Linked DNA regions of Homo sapiens: regions 1, 3, 4 and 5 are each linked to region 2. A link is an interaction called in ENCODE POLR2A ChIA-PET data of the cell type or tissue named here. Cell type or tissue: CD4-positive, alpha-beta T cell. All regions are shown on one strand. Region 1 holds the start of NTMT1 (N-terminal Xaa-Pro-Lys N-methyltransferase 1). Region 2 holds the start of IER5L-AS1 (IER5L antisense RNA 1). Region 3 holds the start of LINC02913 (long intergenic non-protein coding RNA 2913). Region 4 has its middle 46 kb from the start of LINC01503. Region 5 has its middle 28 kb from the start of LINC00963.

Region 1 (4,000 bases), 390 kb after region 2:
TGCCCTTGTGATCCACCTGCCTCGGCCTCCCAAAGTGCTGAGATTACAGGCGTGAGCCACTGCGCCTGGCCTAACTAGATGGTTTCTAAGGAGCCCTCCAGCCCTTGCACTCTGCAAATATTTATCAAGGAACTACTATGTGCTAGGCTTGGGAATTCAGAGATGCCAGAGGCTTTGAGGTCAGGGAGCCGGCCAGTCCTGGGAAGGCCTTGGAGCGTGGCTGTGGGGAAGGGGCTTGCTCTTCTGTTGACAGGAAATAAGACAGGGCTGGATTTTTAGGCATACAGAGAGCTTGGATCAGAGCTGCCCCCTGGCGGAGGATTCCGGACACCCCCACCGATTGAAATTGCCCAGGATCAATCCCTTTGCTTAAAGACACAGAAAATGAAGCTTGGGAGAGGGGCTCAGACCAGGGGTAGCAGTTGTGACCTAGAATAGTCTAGAGGGTATGCCAAATAAGATGCACATACACACATCCTGCGGACTCAATGCAGAAGGGGCTTTTTAGCATCCCCTTTCTACCGTAGCTTTCAACACATTTAGAGCAAACACACTTTAAGCACCTTCTGTGTGCGTCGCCCAGAGGAAGGAACACCAGGATAGTATTATTATTATTTTATTTTTGAGACAGAGTTTCGTTCTTGTCACCCAGGCTGGAAAGCAATGGCGCGATCTAGGCTCATTGCAACTTCTGCCTCCTAGGTTCAGGCTATTCTCCTGCCTCAGCCTCAGAGTAGCTGGGACTACAGGCATGCACCACCATCCCTGGCTAATTTTGTATTTTTAGTAGAGACGGGGTTTTGCCATGTTGGCCAGGCTGGTCTCAAATTCCTGACCTCAGGTGATCCGCCTGCCTTGGCCTCCCAAAATGCTGGGATTAGAGTCGTGCACCACCGTGCCCTGCCAACACAAGGATATTATTAATAGTATAGGAAAAATGAACTTAAGATGGATATTGTCATTATAACAGCTTCCATTTCCTGAGAACCCACTGCAGGTGCTGAGCTGAAGGTCTGACGTGCAATGTCCCACAAGTTTAACCCTCTCAGAGCATCAGAAGTTGAGTAATTATTACGTTGCTCAACTTCCTCTTCTGACAGGAGACTGAAGCTCGGAAATGTTAACAGGCTCTACCCACCTGCAAGCTCCCGTTTCCATCACCGCTGCCTCGGAGATAGCTCCAGAATTTCTTTGCATGGGAGGAGCCTAGGGAAGGGCCACGCTTTTGGAATGGAAACGTCATGGGCTTGTTTTGCTCATTTCAGTGGGAATCCCATGGCACTGCCGAGAGTATTTCTTTTTATTTTATTTATTTTGGGGGGTCGGTATTATTTTAAGATGCTAATGGAGATGGGTGGATTTGAGGACCAATGGCTTTTTTTTCCCTTTTTACTCAAAGCCCGCACAACACACTCGTTTTTAGAAGTCCAGCCTGCAGCCTCCAAACGAACTGTTGTACGTGCTGGGGACGGGGAGAGGGCGACGCTGCGGCTCTTTTCCGTTCGGGAGGTCCTTCTAGATTCCCAAAAGTCAATTTAGTCAAGTTTTGAGCTGTAACCTGTGTTGGGCGCGGTGGCTCACGCATGTAATCCCAGCAGTCTGGAAGGCCGAGGTGGAAGCCTCGCTTGAGGCCAGGAGTTCAAGATCAGCCTGAGCAACAGGGTGAGACCCCGTCTCTAATTTTTTTTTTTTAAAGAAGTCAAATTAGGCCAGGTGCGGTGGCTCACGCCTATAATCCCAACACTTCGGAAGGCAGAGGCGGGCGGATCACTTGAAGTCAGGAGTTCGAGACCAGCCTGGCCAACATGGTGAAAACCCGTCTCTACTAAAAATACAAAAATTAGCTGGGTGTGGTAGCTCACGCCTGTAGTCCCAGGTACTCTGGAGGCTGACGCAGGAGAATCGCTGGAACCTGGGAGGCAGAGGTTGCGGTGAGCCGAGATCGCGCCACTGCACTCCAGCCTGCTTGACAGAGCAAGATTCTATCTCAAAAAAAAAAAAAAAAAAATTTAAATTATTTTTCAAAAGAAGTTAAGTTAAATCCGGAGCCCGCGCGGGGGAGGGGCGAGCTGAGCGAGGGGGTGGAGCCAGCCATGGGCCCGCCCCTAAACGCCCGGAAGTGACGTTGGCGGACAAAGGCAGCGCGCGCCGCGAGCTGTCGCGTCTGGTCGTGGTCTGGCGGAGCTGCGGTTGGCTTGTGGCGTCTCCGCCGCCGCCGCCCTCCCTTCCTCTTCCCCATCTTCTTCTCTCGGTCCCGGGAGCCCCCGCCCGGAGTGAGTAGCGCGAGGCGGTGCGAAGGGTAGGCAGCCGCTGGGAGAGGGGAGGCTGCGACCCCTAACTGTTTCGGCGCCCTGAGGTCCCGGGTCCCCGGCTCGTCACGTGACCCGGCGCGTGCGCGCGGGCCGGCACAGGCCTCACGTGCGCGTCCCCAAGAGGTCTACGGGCCGGACCTGGGCAGGGACTACGGAGCAGTCCATGGGTCGGGGTACAGGAGGAAAGTCAAGGCACTCAAAGCCCAGGCAGGGCACTCCCCCACCCCGGTCCCCAGACCGCAGCAAATCCCTTTCTCTGAGCCTGTTTCCCTTCCGAGAAACAGGGATATGGAGAGCGCCCACTTGGAGGATGGATGGGAGGAATCGGTAAAATCGGTAAAATGCCCAGTTCAGAGCCTGGCACAGTTAAGTGCCCGCTGCACAGAAGTTGCTGTCGTATTTAACCTTGGGTGCCACCCGAGCGCCAGCCCGACACAGGTGCAGCTCAAAAAAGACAGCCCGAGAGCCCTTGCGGCCAAGGTCAGCCTGTCTGCAGGGAGGCTGCCATATCGAAAAGCCCAGACTTTGCTGCGCACCAACTGTGTGATCTCTCCCTCTGGACTTTGGTTTCTCCTCTGTACTATAAGTGATTGCCACAACTGGTGTCAGAGGCCCTGACAGCGGGGAGGGACAGTGTAACCGGTGGTTGTGGTGTGTAGAATGATTGCCCAGTGAGATGGGATGAGCCTCTGGGAGGAACCAGGGCTGGTATAAGGAGCCTGGATTCCCTCCTTAATTCTGTTCTCGGCTTCCTGTTTGTATGTTTAAAGACACGTCACTTCCTTTAGTGTGCTGGTTTTTCTCTATGTAAACTGAGGACTGTGCGGGGGTTGGAAGGATGCATGGAGCGTTTTGGTGGAGGCCGGAAGCCCTAGGATCACAAGGATGGCATCTAAAAAATCTCGGTGGGGGTTCTGTGCTTATAGGCAGAGGAAGCTCACTCCCCACTCTGGCTGATTTGCAGAGCTGTTTGAGTCTGCTGGCTTGGCCGCCCAGCATACCAGTAACAGTCCCCTAGGTGTGTCCAATACAGCTTCTGTGGCATTCTAAGGCAGTTTTCCCATTTGATCCTCATAGTGGGCAGAGTTGACAAGAATCTCATTTGACAGAGATTTCTAAGCTCAAGAGAGAATATGTGCCCGGCACTGTGCAAAGCACTTTAAGCTTTTCATATGCACTTTTAATCACAGCCTTTCTGTAAAGTCGGTATTACTGTTCCATTTTATAGGTGAACTGAGGAATGGTGAGGTTTAATGTCTTGTCTGTGCTTACACAGCAGGTGTGCAGAGCCAAGATTCAGATCTGGTTCATCTGGCTCCATCAGAGCCTTTGTTAGTTTTTAAATGTATCCCCTGTTTTGTCTTCTTCCCTCCCTTTCTCACTTCCTTCTTTTTCTTAGAGCACTCTGCCGTTTGCATGTGGCCTGCTGCTGTCCACAAAGATCCAGGGAGGATGGACTCTGTCCACTAGGCTGCTAGAGGGTGGAGGTAACTTTTAGGCAGGCTTTTCCGTAGAGACTTACGTGAGGAGGATGAGATGACTGCAAAAGTCTGCCGGTGACAGTTTCAGCACTGTTTTCTTCCATGGGTCGTGGGAGAAGAGATGCAGTACCTTGGGTCTGAACACCTTGGCGGGGAGGAGGAGGCAGCAGCCAGGTGACTGTGAAGGATGTAGGATCACATTTACTG
Region 2 (4,000 bases):
ACTGTTTTGACTTTCCAAGTCTGTCCACTTCCATGAAATGGGCGAGTCATAGGTGCAGAGATCAAGACTCCAAGAGATTGAGTTGTGTGGCCAAGGTCACCAGATCTGGGACCCACCCTGAGACTTCACCCCTCACTGCTTGTGCCACCAGCCATCTCATCTTTGCTCTCTGGCTTCCAGCCCCTCTGCATCTCTGGCCAATGGTCTGAGAGGTGAAGGGACACGTGTCCCCTCTGGGCTGAAGCACAGAAGAACCAGAGCTGACTTCCCTGTAGTCTGTTCCCCTGTTCTAGTGACTGAGAAGATCACTTGTTCCAGATGAGGAGCTACAAGATGGTGGAGCCCCTGGCCTGGATCCCTGTGTGGCCATGTGGAGCAGAGCAGTGGCCATATAGCCTTCATGAGAGACAGACTTCTGTTATGTTGATCCACTGAGATTTTGAGGTTGTTTGTTCCTGCAGCAGAGTGTCACGTAGCATGGCTAACACAACACTCTCCCACCTCCAAGGTGCCTACTCACTATGTGTGAGAAGATGGGTGAGCACCGTCCACATCCTCCACCTGTGCGGATCCTCAGGAGGTGCTCATGGCCACTTTCTGGAATGGCCTGAGTGAGGCTGAGCCATACAGCTGCACAGGATATTCTGGCTTTTGCTGACGTGGTCTCTTGTCCACGCTGGGTCCTTGGCAGGGCTTGGGCCCTAGGCTGGCAAGGCTGCTTCCCTTCTCTGCTGGGCCTCTCTGAACCTGGCAGAGCCACCAGAACCTGGGCACAGCTGGGGTCCCTCCTGTGTGCACCCCTCTGGAGCCAAGCCCTTCCACAAAAGTCCCAGCTGCTGCTGGCAGGGTGGAGGGACATCTGGGCCACACAAGCCTTGGTGCCTCTGCCAGTGCCAGAAACCAGGCATCACCCCACAGCTAATGTAGGCCTGGTTGGCAGGGAACATGGCCTGCTGGGAGCTCGTGCCTCTGGGCCTCTCCAGCCTCATCCCTGCCCACCCTGCCCCCACCCCCATGCCATCCTCTGTCTTGGATCCTTTGCTCCAGCTGTTCCCTCTGCTGGAACACCTTTCCTGCCCGGCCTCCTTTCCCCCAATCTGGACGCCTTCCTCACCCTGGAAAGGCCCTTCTTCCCTCTCCCATTGCACTATGCCACTTGGACATGGACCCTGTCACTTGGCTGTGTACCCCTTGGTTGGCTTGCCCATCTGTTCTACGAGGGTATGGTCCTCGAGGGCAGGAACTGTCCCACTCTTGGGACTGAGCCCTGGCTTGGCCATGCATGGCGTGAGTGGAATGAATGAATGGACGCCCGCTCTGCTTGGGAGACTGCACCTGTCCATTAAGCACCTGCTCCAGGCCAGGCCCGTCACCACCCCCACCCCCCACTGTGCTCGGGCTCCTTTTGGGCCACCATGAGCTCATGAGGTCATCGCATAGGCTCATAAAGTTGTTGTTATTGTCGTTGCTATTTTTCATCCCTGTCTTAGCCTGGTTGCCCTGAAAACAGAGCCTGTGATGAAGACTCAGGTGCAAAAGGGAAGGGCTCCGAGGGGGCTGTGTGAGGGGGTGGGAGAGTGAGGCTGAGCAGGAGAAGCCCATGTTAGGGTGTCATGGGGCTGGTCACCACTGTGGGCAGGGTGGCCTCCATCCCTACTGGGCCCCTCCAAGGGGTATATGGAAAGCAGCCCTCATCCCTCCAGCGTCCCAGCCCTCGTTGGTAGAGGTTGCCCTGGGCAACCCCGAAGTGCAGGCCTTTGGTGAGGACTCCCATTGGTGCCCCTCACCACTGTGTTGTCAGGGGGTGGGTAGGGGATGCAGAAAGTGAACTGAAGGACACACAGTGGGTGCAGGGGGCCACGCGCCTGCTGGGGTCTGTCCCCTTCCTGGAGCTTGCCTGGACGCAGTGATGAAGCTGCAGGCATGTGACACATTTGCTTCAGCTCCCATTCTACAGACAAGTCAACTGAGGCCCAAAGGTGAGGTCATTGGAATAGTGCCTACAGTCACTTTAAGGATGCAAAAGTGCTTTGAAGACTGTCAACTTCATTCTTTCATCCTTTCAAACCACATCCTGTTGCTGCAGGTGGGGCACGTGAGAAGCTCACATCCCTGCCCCAGCAGCTTAGGTCCTGGGGGTGGGACTGTGGGTGCTCACGATCCTCAAAGCTGCAGTGCCCAAGGTTAGGGAGCCACTGCTGCTGCGGGGCGGGGTCAGGCAGAGCCAGGCTGTGTCCTGGAGCCATCGGCCCCGTTGCAGGTGCTGCTCTGACTCTTCAAGTCTGTCCTCTCCCATGAGACGGGTGAGTGACAAGGCTCACCTTACACGGCAGTCTAGGGGGACTCAGTGGGTCTTTGCTGAGATAAGTGTGCAGTTGGGAGTTCTTGGAGCTGGGCAGCCCTGGGGCTGCAGGGACAGGCTCTGGGGTGGGTGGGGAGGATGCTGGGTGGGCGAGCAGACTCTGGGGGAGGGCAGACCCCGTGCCAAGGACTTTTTGCACCTTTTCCTATTTCACCCTCCCAGTTGCCCTGTGAGGCACACACGTGATCATCCCATTTTACAGATGCAAAGGAAAAGTGGCTGCGAGGGCCAGCTGCTTGTTCAAGATCATGCAGCCAGCAGTGGCAGAGCTGGGGACAGAGCCACGGCTGCTTACCACGAGACCACGGGCCTCATAGTGGAGGCCTCAGTCCCCAGCACAGTTCCTGAGACACAGGGCTTTGGAATGACATGGTGTGTTCCTGGGGGCTAGGGGTCCTGGGAACACGGGGCAGCCGGGGGTCCTACCCAAAGCCAAGCCTGTGTGTGGTAGGGGCTGCTTTCATTCTCTTTCCCTCCCCTCAACCTCCCCCCTGCCCCCGGCCCCTCCCCACAATCATTTTTTCTGCTTGCCCTGCAAGGATGTAGCCCAGCGGCTGTTTTCAGCTCTGGAAGTACCGTGCCTATAGACAGCGCTTGGCCAGGGCCTGGTTCTGGGGCCCCTCCCAGCCCTCTCCCCTTCAGATATTGAGGTTCCTCTTCCAAACGCTGGAGGAGTCCAGGGGCTTGCTGCCGGGCCAGGCCTGATTCTAGCCCACCTCCCTCATCTCCAGTCCTCACCTCCATCCCTGCCCAGGTAGTGAAATTTTAAACAGGCACATTCCTTCTGCCCAATTTTCATTAATTGGATCTAAAAGGGTTTCTATTTTCTCCCTGAACGCTGATTGATCCTGCCGAGGTAAACAGCACCGCCAAAAACAGGGAGGGGGGTGCTGCCGAGGGAGGGAGACGGGATAACTAATGTTACTTGACATTTACTCAGAGAGAGGAAGGGAGGAAGGGAGGGAGGGAGGTGAGTCACACGCCAGAGCCTCAGCCCCCAGATTCTGCAGAAATGAACAGCCATGAGGCAGGCGGGAGCGAGAGGGCTCCGAGAAGCTTCAGTTCCCCCAATTTTGCAGGCTTCAGGGACCCCTGGGGGTTCTCCACTCCTGGGAGGAGAGGGTCTCTGCGTCCTTAAATGGCTGTGCATTTAGCTCTGAAGGTGGGACCCCTGAGGACGCAGGCAGGCTGAGCTGATGGCTTTTCTGTTTGTGACACGAGAGATTCGAGTATATGTGAATGTATCTCTCCCTGGGGGAGCTCTTTGCAGGTGGGGGGTGGTGGAGGTGGCAGGGAGGGTTGGTGCTTGGTTTCTCCCCCTGCCAGAAAAACCCAAAAGCTCTACCCAGCAATCTTTGTCCCTGGCTGCCTCAGTTTCCCAACTTGGTGCTCTACCCACTAGAGTTTATAGGAGGCATAACTGTGGTTTGGGAACCTCGGATCAAGGGGAAGATGACAGGTAACCAGGGCTTGCTCTCTGTACTGGGATGGAAAAGCTCTGGCCCCACCATTACCACCTGTGACAATGGCCTACTATGTGCAGGGAAGTCATCTCTTCAATTGTTCAACAAGTGTTTGCTGAGCAGCTGCTAGGAGCCAAGCTCTCTGCTGGTTGCTGGAGCTCCAGGAGGGAAGAGC
Region 3 (4,000 bases), 84 kb after region 2:
GCTTCTGGAACGCCACATTCTTTGCAGTTCCACAGTGTGGAAGGCCCTGAGGGGGTTGCTCCCAGGATCCCATGTTCCCTGGGGCACTCGGATTCCAAAGAGAGAAGCCGGCCTCTGTTTCCGGCTCATTTCCTAAGTGAGCCACTGCAGGGCTCCAGAAAGGTGGAGTCCAGGCAGCTGGCTCTGGCCTCTTTTCCCAGCTACACACAGCATCCTGGCCCCTGTCCACAGCCCCTCCATGTCTGGGAGACCAAGAGACAGGTCTAATGCCGTGCCCAACCTATCCCCACTGTGGGAAACTCTTTCCATCACCCTTCCTCCCAGCGGGGACCACTTTCCACCTTTTAAATAATTAAGTTGGTCTCCAAACCACCAGTTACCAAACCCTTCTGCCCTTGGTAATCTTCCAAAAAATTTACAACAACAACTCTCCTTGCTGTGTGCCAGGCCCCAGGCTAAGCCACTTATACCCTAGATACCAATCCCTGGGGATGGATGTCATCAGTATCCCCATTTGACAGATAAGGAAGGTGAGGTTCAAAGGGCCTCCTGCCCCCCGTCGCCCCCGCCCTGGCCCTGTACCAGCTTCGAATGCAGTGGCAGGGGGCCACGATCTTGTGCCCAGGCCTGGTTCTCCTACCCCCAGCAGCGGGAGAGAATGCCGGGGAGGCACGAAGCCGATCCCTCCCCAGGGGGCTCCCACAGCTCCCAAGCTCACTGACACTTGGGTTTCCTTCCTCTCCTCTGGCCCTCCCCTGGCCCCCTCTGCTGCACCCCCAGCTTGTCCCACCCACCCTTGAGCTCGACCCCTCTCCCTCCCCGGTTCCCACCATCAAAAGCGCCTGCTGCAGGGCTTGGCTCTGTTTGGTTTCTCCAGAGCCTGCCCAGGGAGCTCTGCCTCTCGGAGGCTGTGTGCTCACTTTGCAAAACAGCAGAAATTTATAGCCCAAGTAATTGATCACGGCGCTTCTGCCTCCCTCCATCTCTCTCGGGCTCCTAATTCCCTTCTCCCGCTCTTCTCTTTTTTCTCAGCGCGCCATCTGTGGTGTCAGAGAAAAGGAAGCCAAAAGTGGGGGGGTGTTTCTAGTCCCAGTTCTGCCAATTACGAGTCACATGAACCTCAGTTTCCCCATCCGCAAAACGGAGAAGCTAATAATACCTGCTCACAAGTGTGCCGGGCCCGTGGAGGCCGGGGCCGGGAGGAGCACCCAGACGGAGTGACTTCTGGCCCTGAGCCACCCTGTGGGGGTGCAGGGTGGGGTGGGGGCCCACCTTCCCAATGGGGACACTGGGGCCAAGAGAGCTCGAGCCATTCACTCAGGGTCGCAGAGCTGGTAAACAGCAGCCCTGGGGCTTGAACCAGGTGAGTTGTACCTCAAAGACGGAACCATTAGGCCACACTCCCCCGACGCCGGCCCCAGGGCCCATCAGAAAACAGGTGAGCCTCCCCAGGCCTCCCAGACCCCTATTTCACTCCATTCTGGAGCTAACTGTGGGGCAGAAGGAGAGGCCACTAGGGCAAAGTGAACACTTTGCAAATTGTAGAGAGCCGCGAGGATGGAAGGAAACTTCACAATCATTCCCATCACTCTTCAGGGCCGGCCCCCCTGGATCAGACCCCTCCACTGTCTGGGAGACTCACTGGGACCTAAGAGCTTCCCTGGCCCTCAGTTGCTGTCTCTCCCTCCAGAGAAGCTGTATGAATAGCGGCCTCCCTCCGGCCAGGCCCCTACACCTGCCAGTCTCCAGGAAGGCCCACAGAACCTTGCAGAACAACTCACAAATGACCCCGAAGAGCACTTCACTCGCCCTTCCGTGGCAGATGAGGCAGCAGACCTGGGAGGGGAGGCCCAGGTTCCCGGCCCGAGCTCTGGGGGGCCCGGGGCTGGAAACTCCCCTCTGAGCCCCACTCCAGGGCGGGGCTGAGGCCATTCCTGACCCCTTCTGTTCGGTTCTGGGGGATGGGGGACGAGTGCTTCCAGGGGGGAAAGTGCTTGTCTTTTTTCCCCTCCGCCCTCAGTCTAGCTTGTCTCTGCCTGTGTACGTCTCTCTGTCTCTCGCTGTCTCTGTGTGTGTCTTTCTCTCCAAGCCCCCAGCCCGCAGGTACGGGCTTGCTTCCACCCGTGCGTGGCCCCCAAGACTGAGCACAGCTCCTCGGGTGTTTGCATCCAAGGTGCCCACAGCGCCCCGGCCTCCTCCCTTCCCCATGGCAGCCCCGGGGGTTGCTCTGGGCAGGGCGGTCCGCAGCTCGGGGGCGGCGGGCACGTTCTGTTCCCCGCTTTCGGGCGGGGACCGCAGGCTCCAGCCCCGGCGGCTGCCTGCTCCCGCCTGGCTGGCGGAGATGAGAGCCGGCTGCAGGGCTGGGAGCGAGGCAGCAGCACACAGAACAAACAGAATTTTTTTTTGCAACTAGAGGGGGAAGCACAGAGCTAAAAATAAAACGAAAAGATCAGTATCTGTCAGTCTGACAGCTGATTGGCTGCTCGGAGATGCATATAATTACCAGCAACTGGCGCTGGGTAGGCAAAGCCGGGAGAAACTGCTGAGACGAGGTTAGGATTTAACCTTTAAATTCTGGAGCCATCGGAAACCGAGGGGAGGACGACGGGTGTCGGTGCTAATGAGGCTGGGGGCGGGCGATGCGCGGTGGGCCTCCGAGTCCGGGGCAGGTCTCGGGGGTTCCCCGGGGAAGGCCCTGGGAGCCCTTGGCCCTGGCGGCCTCCGCCATCAGACTGGGAATGTCTCTGATTGGGTGGCCAGGAGGCGGTGGCCCTCCTCCCCGCCCAGCTGAGGGGTGTCGTCTTCCGCGAAGTTAGGGTCTCACCTGGGAGGCAAGGAGGGAGGGGGCTGCCTGAGGCCCTGGGCCCCTCCGGGACTGGCGCACCCCGTCTCACCCACATTCCTTCGCCTTTCCCTGCCCAGTGTGGATTTCCAAAACCCATCCCCGCTCCCCTCCTTCCTTCACCCCAAGTCACCCGTTCCCAGCTCTGTTTCTTGCCCCACCCAGGGAGGGCTTTTCCGCACCTCAGGCTTGTCCTAGGGCCCCCAGACAGACAAAAACTGCGGCAGTTGAGGGGTGTTGTGCTCTCCCTAAGCCTCAATTTCTTCATCTGTTAAAGGCAGGTGATGAAAATTGGGCCTACCTGGCTGCTGGTCAAATGCCAGGGCTGCTGTGGGCCCAGCCTTGCATGTTGACTCTCACCTGAGCCAGGAGTCAGGAGATCGGGGTTCTAGTCCAGCTGGGAATTGTCCCAGTGTGAATTGGGAGTAAGAGTTCCTGCCCTCTGACCTCTCCAGGTGGCAGCGGGGACCACGTGAGATGGCGTATGTGGCCTTGAGCGATAAACCTCACCTGTCGGGGGAGGTGGGCGAGGAAGCCTGCAGCTCCTGGAACCCACCACTTTTCTCTCCCAGGCCCTTGCCCAGGCTGTGGCCTCTGCCTGGAACCCCTTTTCTTCCCATCCGAGCCCTTCCCTTCAGTGCCTCTTCCTCTGGGAAGTCCTCTCTGGTGCCCAGCCCGTCCTCTTCTGCCCACTCTGGGTTTCGCACCCCATGCTTAGGCCCTGATTGCCTGCTTTGCACACAGGGCTGTGAGCTCCATGAGGGCAGGAACCACATGGCTGTTCACAGCTGTGTTGCCAGGGCCTGGCCTGGAGACCCTCAGGAAGTGAGACATCTGAATCCTCTGCTCTGTGACCCTGGCAGCCAGGTAGAGCCATCTTGGCCATGGCACCCAGGCTTGGAGCAAGCAGCAGCCTCATGGGTGGGGAACCACGTTTCCCCAGCACATCGGCAGGCCCTAAGGGGACATTCGCTTGGCTCTGCCCTCAGAGCACTGATGCCCGGGGGACACTGCCCTTTGTGTGTCCCATGTAAGAGAGGATGCAACCTTAGAGGGGGCAGGGGTAAACATGGTCCCAGGCCCTGTTGTCCCCTCCTAAGAAAGTTCCCAGTTCTGCCTGTCCATCCCTGGCCTTTTCCCTGTGCTGTCTGGGACAGT
Region 4 (4,000 bases), 150 kb after region 2:
CTGGGCCATTGTGTTTCTGGATAATGGGTGGAGGTGGGAAACGAGAAAGGTGCAGGCGCTTGAAGAGCAAAGGCTCCTCCTAGAGCCGCTTCTCCAGCCTGCTGCAGCCAGGCCTGGGTTCCCCATGGCAGCTCCCCCTGCCCTCTCCACGCCAGTCCTGTGTGAGGCATGCACTTGAAATCAAACCCAAATTCCCCTCTGCAGCCTGCATGCCCCTCCTGGCCTCTGCTCCTCTGCTCAGCCACACAGCACGTTCTGTCCCTCAGGGCCTTTGCATAGGCCTGGGGTACTCTGTCCCCGGGCTCCCTCCTCCGGGAGGGCCTTACTCCCCATGCGCTCCCATCTGTTTACCTGGCTCTTCGTGTCTTCCGCATGTGGCTGAGCTCCCAGCGCAGTGGAAGGCTCTCAGTAAAGATCTGTGGGATGGTAGGGGCGGAAGGGCGGTGGCCCTCTCTCTGGCTCCCCGGATTCCAGTCCTCACAGCCCATTAGTAAGCACCTACTGTGTGCCAGGGCCCAGCCCAAACTAGCCAGTGGGGTGACCTTGGGCAGGTGGCACCACCTCTCAGACCCCTAGTCTGTCCATCTTTAGCATTAAAGGAGGCACAAGTCCCCGAGGGCTCCCCACTTTGGTTTTTTTTTTTGTCTTTTTTTTTTTTTTTTTTTTTGAGATGGAGTCTTTCTCTGTTGCCCAGGCTGGAATGCGGTGGTGCGATCTCGGCTCACTGCAGCCTCTGCCTCCTGGGTTCAAGGAATTCTCCTGCCTCAGCTTCCTAAATAGCTGAGATTACAGGTGTGTGCCACCACACCCAGCTAATTTTTGTATTTTCAGTAGAGACAGGGTTTCACCATGTTGGTTAGGTTGGTTTCAAACTCCTGACCTCAAGAGATCCACCTGCTTTGGCCTCCCAAGTGCTGGGGTTGCAGGCGTGAGCCATGGCGCCCGGCCCCTATTTTGATTTTGATGGTGGGTCTAGGCTTTCTGCAACTGGGCAGTCTGCAGAGCTCTGTGGGGCCTCTGGGGTCTGCAGCTTCCTGGGCACCCCCCAGACTCCCATGTGGCTGCCTTTGCTGAGAGCACCCTCCCTGCTTCTCCTGGTGCCTCCAGGGGACACCCCCTGGCTCAGGCCTCCTTCAGAGCTGTCCTCACACCCCATTTTGATTGTTTACCCCTCTGTCTCCCACTGGGCTATGACTGGGACAAGGCATTTTCTTTTTGCATCCTAGCTTAGTTGGGGACACCCTGTGTGGCCAAGTGTCCCCAGGCTCACCCAGCTGAAACAAGATCTGGGAAGGGTCTGGCAACCCTCCCACCAATAGCTTCCCAATGGGAAGAAGCCACACCCTTCTGTGTCTGTTGAGAAGCTTTGGGGCTGTTTACTGCCCACCAAGCTCTCGAAACTGTGGCTCTCGAAACCCAGAGGGAAGGGGAGCCTTATCACTAGTCATGGCTTCTGCTTGATATCTGTCCAAAAGGCCTGACTTCATCAGCCAACAGGCATCCCAGCCTTTTCTGTTAAGTTGGGGTCTGTTTCCACACTGAGAGTCCCTGGGGGGCCTCTGGAGTGGGGATGCAGGCATGGCAGAGCACTAGGTGGGCACCCAGCTTCTCAGACCTCTCTCTTTTCCCACCCAAGCTCCAGGGGCAGAAAACAACCCACACCTGCCAGAAACCTGACCAGGCTGCAGAGCTGGAAAAGCTGGTTTAGTGCAGGGAGGGTGGGGGCAGGGAGGCGGGCAGGGTGAGCCCTTCTGAGGCTGCCAGGCGCTGCTCACATCAGCCGACTGGCCGTTGGCCTCTCAGGACTGTCACTTGGAAGTTCCTTCTCCAAGAGATGGCTATTGCCAAAGTCATCTGTGCAGTGACCACTGCAGGGCCTGGGCGCTCCCGGGAGCCGCAGCGCAGGGACAGTCCGTGCAGACGGGTGGCGGGGGAGGCGGGGGAGGGCAAAGGCCTCCACTCTGCAGGTAGCCCGGGCCTGGTGGGCGAAAGGACTCAAACGCCAGAGCTCTCTGACCCTCGGCCGCCAGGGTTCAAGGCTGGGCCCAGCCGCGCTTTGCCGGGGTCCAGGGCGTGAAGGATCGTGGGGGACCCGATGGATCCTGGGGCGCCCGCTGGGGGCCTCGCGCGGGGACCTCCCGGCTGCTTGAGAGGCGGAGGCAGCAAGAAGCAGGAAAAGGAACTGGGGGGACGCGAGCGAGTGGCAGGCCCTCCTCGGTGGCCGCCGAGCGCGCGCCCAGCTTGGGGAACGCGCTGCCTGCGCACCCGGGCGCGCCCGGGAAGGCCGGCTCGCTGGCACCGCGTCAGTTTCCGAGCTGTCTGTGCATGTCTATTTCTTTCACTAGAGGTTGCTCACTTTCACTTCTTGGTTCCTTTCGCCTCCTCTGACGGCTCCGGGAGCGTCTGTGCGCGCGCGTGTGTGCGTGCCCGTGTGCCCGCGCGCGACCGGCGACCCCGCCCCGCGCCCCTGTCCCTAAAGGGAAGGGCGTCCCGCCGGGCGTCGCGGGGCCTAAATGAACATGGGAACCTGCGCTGGGGAAGGCCCGCCAGGCCCTGCTGGCCCAGGAGGCCCGGATTACAGCCCAGTCTGCGTCGCTGCGGGCAGAAGACCGCGTTCATTACCGGTGCCCCTCGTCCCCACCCACTTCTCTCTCTTTCTGGGTCTCCAGACAACCTTCCCGGAAGCTGCAGCTACTTCTTCTGACTTGGACTGGGGGTAGGGTAGGGTAGGGGGCGCTTTCTGCCACCCCTTTCCCCCATCCCAAGGAAACCGAGGCCAGTATGGACGGGGCCTTGCTCCACTGAACAGGAAGCGACACCCTGAAACTTTTGCTTGAGCAAGTGAGGTTTGGATGGGACCGAGAGGGACCTCCGCAGCTTCTCCCCTCCTCCCCACCCACTCCTTACAGTTCTTTTACACACCCTGTTCCTGGGCCCTACCTCAGGGCCTTTGCACGAGCTCTGGGCTCCAACAGGCCAGAGACCTCTATTCCTCACTAATTGACCTTAGGCAAATTCCTTAACCTCTCTGAGCATCCATTTTCTTGGCTGTAAGATGGGCTCAGAATAAGATGTTTGAGGGTTCAAGGTGATGACCAATACAGAGCACAGGACCAGGCACTTAGGGCAGAGCAAAGGACATGCGTTGGGCCAGGGCAGTTGTGGGGATTATACAGACGCTTCCCTCGCCTGGGGTCCCTCCACTCTCTCCAGGGAGCCTCTTCACCTTCCACCCACCCGCAGTCCTCAATGGCTGACTTTCACTTGGTACGATTCCCTGCCCCAATCCCTGCTGTGAGGACCATCCGGTGGAAATAGAAAGAGGGCCAGGTCTGAAGGCTGGAGAGCTGGGTTCAAATTCTGGCCAGTTCTGTCTGGCTGTGTGATTATGTGCAAGTTGCTAGGCCTCTCTGTGCCTGAACTTTTTTCTCTGTGAAACTGAGGCAGAAGGCTGCCTGGCCTGCATCTCAGGGCCCTCAGAGGATGAAGCAGAGCGCGGTGGGATGTCATTCCAAGCAGTGAAAAGCCTCAGACAGAAGCATGTCGCCACTGTCATTTACACCCGTCCTTGCAGCATGGATTCAGGCTTGAGGAATCAGCTTGTCAACCCCATCAGAGAGGTCCCTGCCTCCTGTGCTAATGGGAGGTGGCTGGAAGGCCACTTCCAAGAAATTTGCAGCTTGATGGGCTCTACCACTCACATGTAGCCTTGGACATCAGTTCCAACAAGGAGGGTACTTGAGGCACGGTGACAGCCCCAAAAGGGAGTGTCCTGGGAAAAGAAGCAATGTGTACTTCTCCAATGAGTAAGGCCTTGGCCAGGGACCATGGTGCGACCTTCCTCAACCCTGCCACCCGGCACCGACATTGACTCTCCCTCACCCCACATACTCCCTCCTGGGCACCAGCCCCCGAAAGGACCCAATGTAGTGGCTCCATCCAGATCTCCCATGCCCCTGTATCAAAGCTGCCATCTTTCCCCCAAGTTCACTGCTCCTCA
Region 5 (4,000 bases), 220 kb after region 2:
CCTACCCCCACAGGGGCGAGGTCAGCACCCTCTGCAGCTGGAGCTTTGAATGTGGAAGCCTGGGGGAGGTTCTGGGGCTGACATGGGTGCTGAGCTGGGATGAAAGCACAGAACGCCTGGGGGGAGCCCCTCTCCCTCTCCCAGACTTTGCTCCCAACCCGTCCTGAGCTCCCCTGCTGGAGCCTCGAGGCAGGCCGAACTTTGCAGCCCTGTCTGCCCACGGTCCCTCCTGCTGTGACTCCCTGCAGCCTGCATTTCATAGTCAGTAGTGGGGGTGGGGGATCCTTGCTGTGGGCTGGAGAAGTCATGGGGCCCTCCTCACAGTGGAGCCTTAAGAGATTGCCCCTATAGCCCCTGCCCCCGGGGGACCCCGGATGCTTCGCTGATCCAAGGGGCACCCACAGAGTCCATGGAAGATTAGGCAGCCCCAGTGACGAGGTTGTTGGATCTGTGCCACTCAGACCTGAGCTCGGGAGAGGTGCCCGTGCAGAGGGGGTAGGATGGAGGTGCCCCAGGGGCAGCAACAACAGAAGGTCCCAGCTCCCTCCAGCCCTGGGCTACTTCCTCTCCTTCCCCAACGGCTGCAGACTCTGGTTAAAATGGCACCTCCGCCATCTGTCGTCCCTCCCCCACCCCGTGGGCACGGCTGTGACGGGGGGCTGGCTGGCCTCGTAAACAGGCGGCTGGCGGGTCCCCAGGGCCGGCGGGTGATAGGGCTTGTGCTGGCACCGAGGCCCAGCCAAGAGCTGGAGCCGGAGAGGCCCCAGGGCGGCCGAGCTGGGGGGGGTAGGCAGGATACCAGGTAGCAGGAAGGTTTCCGCGCCTGAGGGGGCCTGGGTGGTGCCCCAGCTACCTGGCCGCTCCGGGACCTGTGGGGCCCCTTCTCCTAAGTATGCCCACCCCATCCCCAGCATCTCCAGTCCCGGCCCTCTCACATTCGCCTCACCGCGCTTCTGCTGCGCTTAGAGAATCTTAAATCAACACTGGGGTGTGAGAAGCTCCATGGAGCCCCCTAACTCCCCCGCCACTGCAGCGTACACCATGCCGTGGGGATCCTTGCTTTACAACCAGGGAAACTGAGGCCAGAGATCAGGGAGGTGGGAAGGCTGGGCGTGGACCAGAACTTTCCTCCACCTGGTTGCCAGCTAGTGGCGGTTGTGGGGTGAGGGGCTGTCCCAGGGGCCAAGCTCGGGGCCCTGACACTGTAAACAAGCCTCCCAGCCTCAGTTTTTCCATCTGGGGAATGGTGGAATCAAGGCGGCTGCGGAGGCGGGAGGGCTGTCCTGTGAGCCAGAGAGCACTGGGGACCTGCCGTTCTCTCACAGTCCCCTCACCTCTCCACGAGGGAGGACTCGGGGGAGCATCCCGGGAGGGGCTAGGGGTGGGCGCCAGGGGTGCCTGGGAGGGAATCTGTCCGGGTCAGTTCCCTGGCTACCCCTCCCTCCCCCTACCACGGTGCTGCCGGCCGCCCCCTCCTCTCTCCCGCCTTCTGACTGCCAGCTCCTCCCCGCAAAGCCCTCAGACCCCAGCTGCAGGGATTTACAGCTTTGACCAGCAGCTCAGCCTCCCCCTGCTCCTCCTCCCTCCTCCCCCGCCTGCATCTCCCCCCTCCAGCCTCCCTCCCTCCTCCTCTCCATCTTTCCCCTCCATTCTCCTCCTCCCTCCTCCTCCCCCCTCTCTCCTCCCCTCCCTTCCTCCCTCCGCCCTCCCGCTCCCTCCCTCCCGCTCTCCGGGGGAAGAAAGGTCACCGTGCAGCTGATTACTCAGAGCTCAGTTGCTGTAGCAACCGGCGGGGGAAGTGGGACAGGCTGGCTTTGAGGACGCGCGAGGTCGGCCGCGGGCGGCTGGAGCCGGCGCGGGCCTCTGTGCGCCGCGAGAGGGAGGCCGCCTGCAGCCCGGCTGCTCGGCCGCCGCGGGCCCGGCTCCGGGGGTTCAGTTTTAATGAAGAATCCCTGCTCCCTTCTCGCGCCCCTCCCGCTTTCTGCCCACCTCCCTGGGGTCTGGAAGGAGAGGGTCGCCCCTCCCCGCTTTGGCTGCTAAACTCTCTGGCTCTCCCCCCGGCCGCTGCCTGGGTTCTGGTGGCTTCCTTCCTCCTCCTTGTCTGTCGGAGCTCAAGGGACAAGCCCTTTCCCTGGCGCGTGCCTGGTGAAACCCTCGCACCCTTCCCCACCCCCACAAGCCTTTGGCATGGCCTGGGAGACTCCGGGCATCTTCAACCCAGCCAGGGACAAGGGTCCGCGGAGGGTCTGGAGCCCCTCGTGGGCCTGGTGCCCACGGAGTGCCCACCCCTGCCCTCCAGGAGCCCCTGGGAAGGCAGCACTCTGTTCAAGGAGGAAGCCAGACCCAGCTACAAGGGAGGGACCCTCGGCTGATGCAAAGAGGCCGGAGCCCGCATCCCAGCACCGCCCCCGCCGGCTGTCTGCTGGTTCCTTCTCCAAGGCCTTCAGAGAGGATCCCTGAAGCTTGGCAGGGACAGACACAGGTTCTGGAGTGGGCTGGGCCTGAGTTCAAATCCCACACTCCAGTGGGACCCTCATCCACCGCTGATAGGAATGAGAAGTGGTTCGACTACTTTTGGAAAACATTTGGCACTTTTAAAAAAGTTGAACATACTCTTACCACGGATCTGACCATGGCACTCCGAGGCTTTTATCTCCAAGAAATGAAATCTCCACCGGCGCAGTGGCTCATGCCTGTAATCCCAGCACTTTGGGAGGCTGAGGCGGGCGGATCTCTTGAACCCAGGGGTCCAAGACCAGTCTAGGCAACATAGTGAGACCCTGTCTTTACAAAATATTTAAAGACTGGACGGGCGCGGTGGCTCATGCCTGTAATCCCAGCACTTTGGGAAGCCGAGACGGGCGGATCACGAGGTCAGGAAATCGAGACCATCCTGGCTAACACGGTGAAACCCCGTCTCTACTAAAAATACAAAAAATTAGCTGGGCATGGTGGTGGGTGCCTGTAGTCCCAGCTACTCTGGAGGCTGAGGCAGGAGAATGGCCTGAACCCGGGAGGTGGAGCTTGCAGTGAACAGAGATCATGCCACCGCACTCCAACCTGGGCGACAGAGCGAGAGTCTAAAAAAAAAAAACATATATGTATATATATATGCCGGGTGTGGTGGCTCACGGCTGTAACCTCAGCACTTTGGGAAGCCAAGGCAGGTGAATCACCTGAGGTCAGGAGTTCAAGACCAGCCTGGCCAACACGGTGAAACCCCATCTCTACAAAAAATACAAAAATTAGCCAGGCATGGTGGTGCATGCCTGTAATCCCAGCTACTTGGGAGGCAGAGACAGGAGAATCGCTTGAATCTGGGAGGCGGAGGTTGCAGTGAACCGAGATCATGCCACTGCACTCCAGCCTGGGCAGCAAGGGCGAAACTCCGTCTCAATTAAAAAAAAAAAAAAAAAGAATTAGCCAGGCATGGTGGTGCACACCTGTAGTCCCAGCTACTCAGGAGGCCGAGGTGAGAGGATCGCTTGAGCCAGGGAGGTTGAGGCCGCAGTGAGCCAAAATTACGCCACTGTACTCCAGCCTGGGCGACAGAGCGAGACCATGTCTCAAAAAAAAAAAAGAAAGAAAAGAAAAGAAAAGAAAAGAAAGAAAAAGAAAACAATGAAACTCACCTCCACACAGAGCCTTGCACATGAGTGTTCACAGCAGCTTTATTTGTAAAAGGCGGAAACTGGAGACAGCACAGTGTTGCTCCGTCCCGCAGGCAAAGGGAGCAACAGGTTGTGGCACATCCGTCCCATGGAAGGCGACTCACCAACAGGAACGACCGTGCACACAGCACCACAGCACCATGACCAGGAGAGGAGCCGGAACAACCGTGCACACAGCACCACAGCACCATGACTGGGAGAGGAGCCGGCAGCCACCAGCAAGGCATGGGGGATTGTGTCGGTGTGAAGTCCCGGAAGATGCGTGCGAGTCGGTAATGACAGAAAGCAGCTCTGTGGTTGCCTGGGGATGCTGGGGTCCAGGAAGGACT

The links. ChIA-PET counts read pairs that join two places held together with the same protein. Peaks named below come from ENCODE experiments on the same cell type or tissue, not always from the same donor. Only the 100,000 strongest peaks of a DNase experiment are listed, where the experiment ranks them.
Region 1: POLR2A ChIA-PET joins it to region 2 with 20 read pairs; 6 of 35 experiments call an interaction of 5 or more read pairs at or near these places.
Region 3: POLR2A ChIA-PET joins it to region 2 with 16 read pairs; 10 of 35 experiments call an interaction of 5 or more read pairs at or near these places.
Region 4: POLR2A ChIA-PET joins it to region 2 with 14 read pairs; 7 of 35 experiments call an interaction of 5 or more read pairs at or near these places.
Region 5: POLR2A ChIA-PET joins it to region 2 with 13 read pairs; 4 of 35 experiments call an interaction of 5 or more read pairs at or near these places.

Annotation. Positions count from the first base shown.
Region 1 is chr9:129,624,023-129,628,022 of GRCh38, forward strand. NTMT1 (N-terminal Xaa-Pro-Lys N-methyltransferase 1) reads left to right here and starts at 2,141. Exons shown (of 4, transcript NM_014064.4): 1 at 2,141-2,273. RefSeq lists enhancers at 62-201, 212-261, 2,114-2,652 and a silencer at 2,266-2,505. In CD4-positive, alpha-beta T cell, CTCF peaks have their summits at 319 (motif pointing left) and 518; DNase peaks (open chromatin) are centred at 309, 1,049, 2,159, 2,749 and 1 weaker place; H3K4me3 peaks cover 2,765 bases; H3K27ac peaks cover 1,851 bases.
Region 2 is chr9:129,234,009-129,238,008 of GRCh38, forward strand. IER5L-AS1 (IER5L antisense RNA 1) reads left to right here and starts at 2,221. Exons shown (of 7, transcript NR_187590.1): 1 at 2,221-2,303; 2 at 2,565-2,734. RefSeq lists an enhancer at 3,102-3,396. In CD4-positive, alpha-beta T cell, no CTCF peak of the experiment used is centred here; DNase peaks (open chromatin) are centred at 2,103, 2,653 and 3,323; H3K4me3 peaks cover 2,292 bases; H3K27ac peaks cover 1,589 bases.
Region 3 is chr9:129,318,495-129,322,494 of GRCh38, forward strand. It overlaps LINC02913 (long intergenic non-protein coding RNA 2913), which reads left to right and starts at 2,522. Exons shown (of 2, transcript NR_149714.1): 1 at 2,522-2,552; 2 at 3,298-4,000. RefSeq lists enhancers at 1,992-2,051, 2,532-2,581, 2,904-3,472, 3,473-4,000 and a silencer at 2,212-2,331. In CD4-positive, alpha-beta T cell, a CTCF peak has its summit at 2,416; a DNase peak (open chromatin) is centred at 2,447; H3K4me3 peaks cover 1,169 bases.
Region 4 is chr9:129,381,416-129,385,415 of GRCh38, forward strand. No RefSeq gene overlaps it. Among named protein-coding and RNA genes, the nearest start is that of LINC01503, 46 kb to the left of the region's middle. RefSeq lists silencers at 2,042-2,261, 2,412-2,531. In CD4-positive, alpha-beta T cell, no CTCF peak of the experiment used is centred here; a DNase peak (open chromatin) is centred at 2,376; H3K4me3 peaks cover 1,372 bases; H3K27ac peaks cover 1,238 bases.
Region 5 is chr9:129,458,733-129,462,732 of GRCh38, forward strand. No RefSeq gene overlaps it. Among named protein-coding and RNA genes, the nearest start is that of LINC00963, 28 kb to the right of the region's middle. RefSeq lists enhancers at 1-3, 380-901, 902-1,422, 1,554-2,177 and a silencer at 1,817-2,106. In CD4-positive, alpha-beta T cell, no CTCF peak of the experiment used is centred here; DNase peaks (open chromatin) are centred at 659 and 1,769; H3K4me3 peaks cover 2,451 bases; H3K27ac peaks cover 2,111 bases.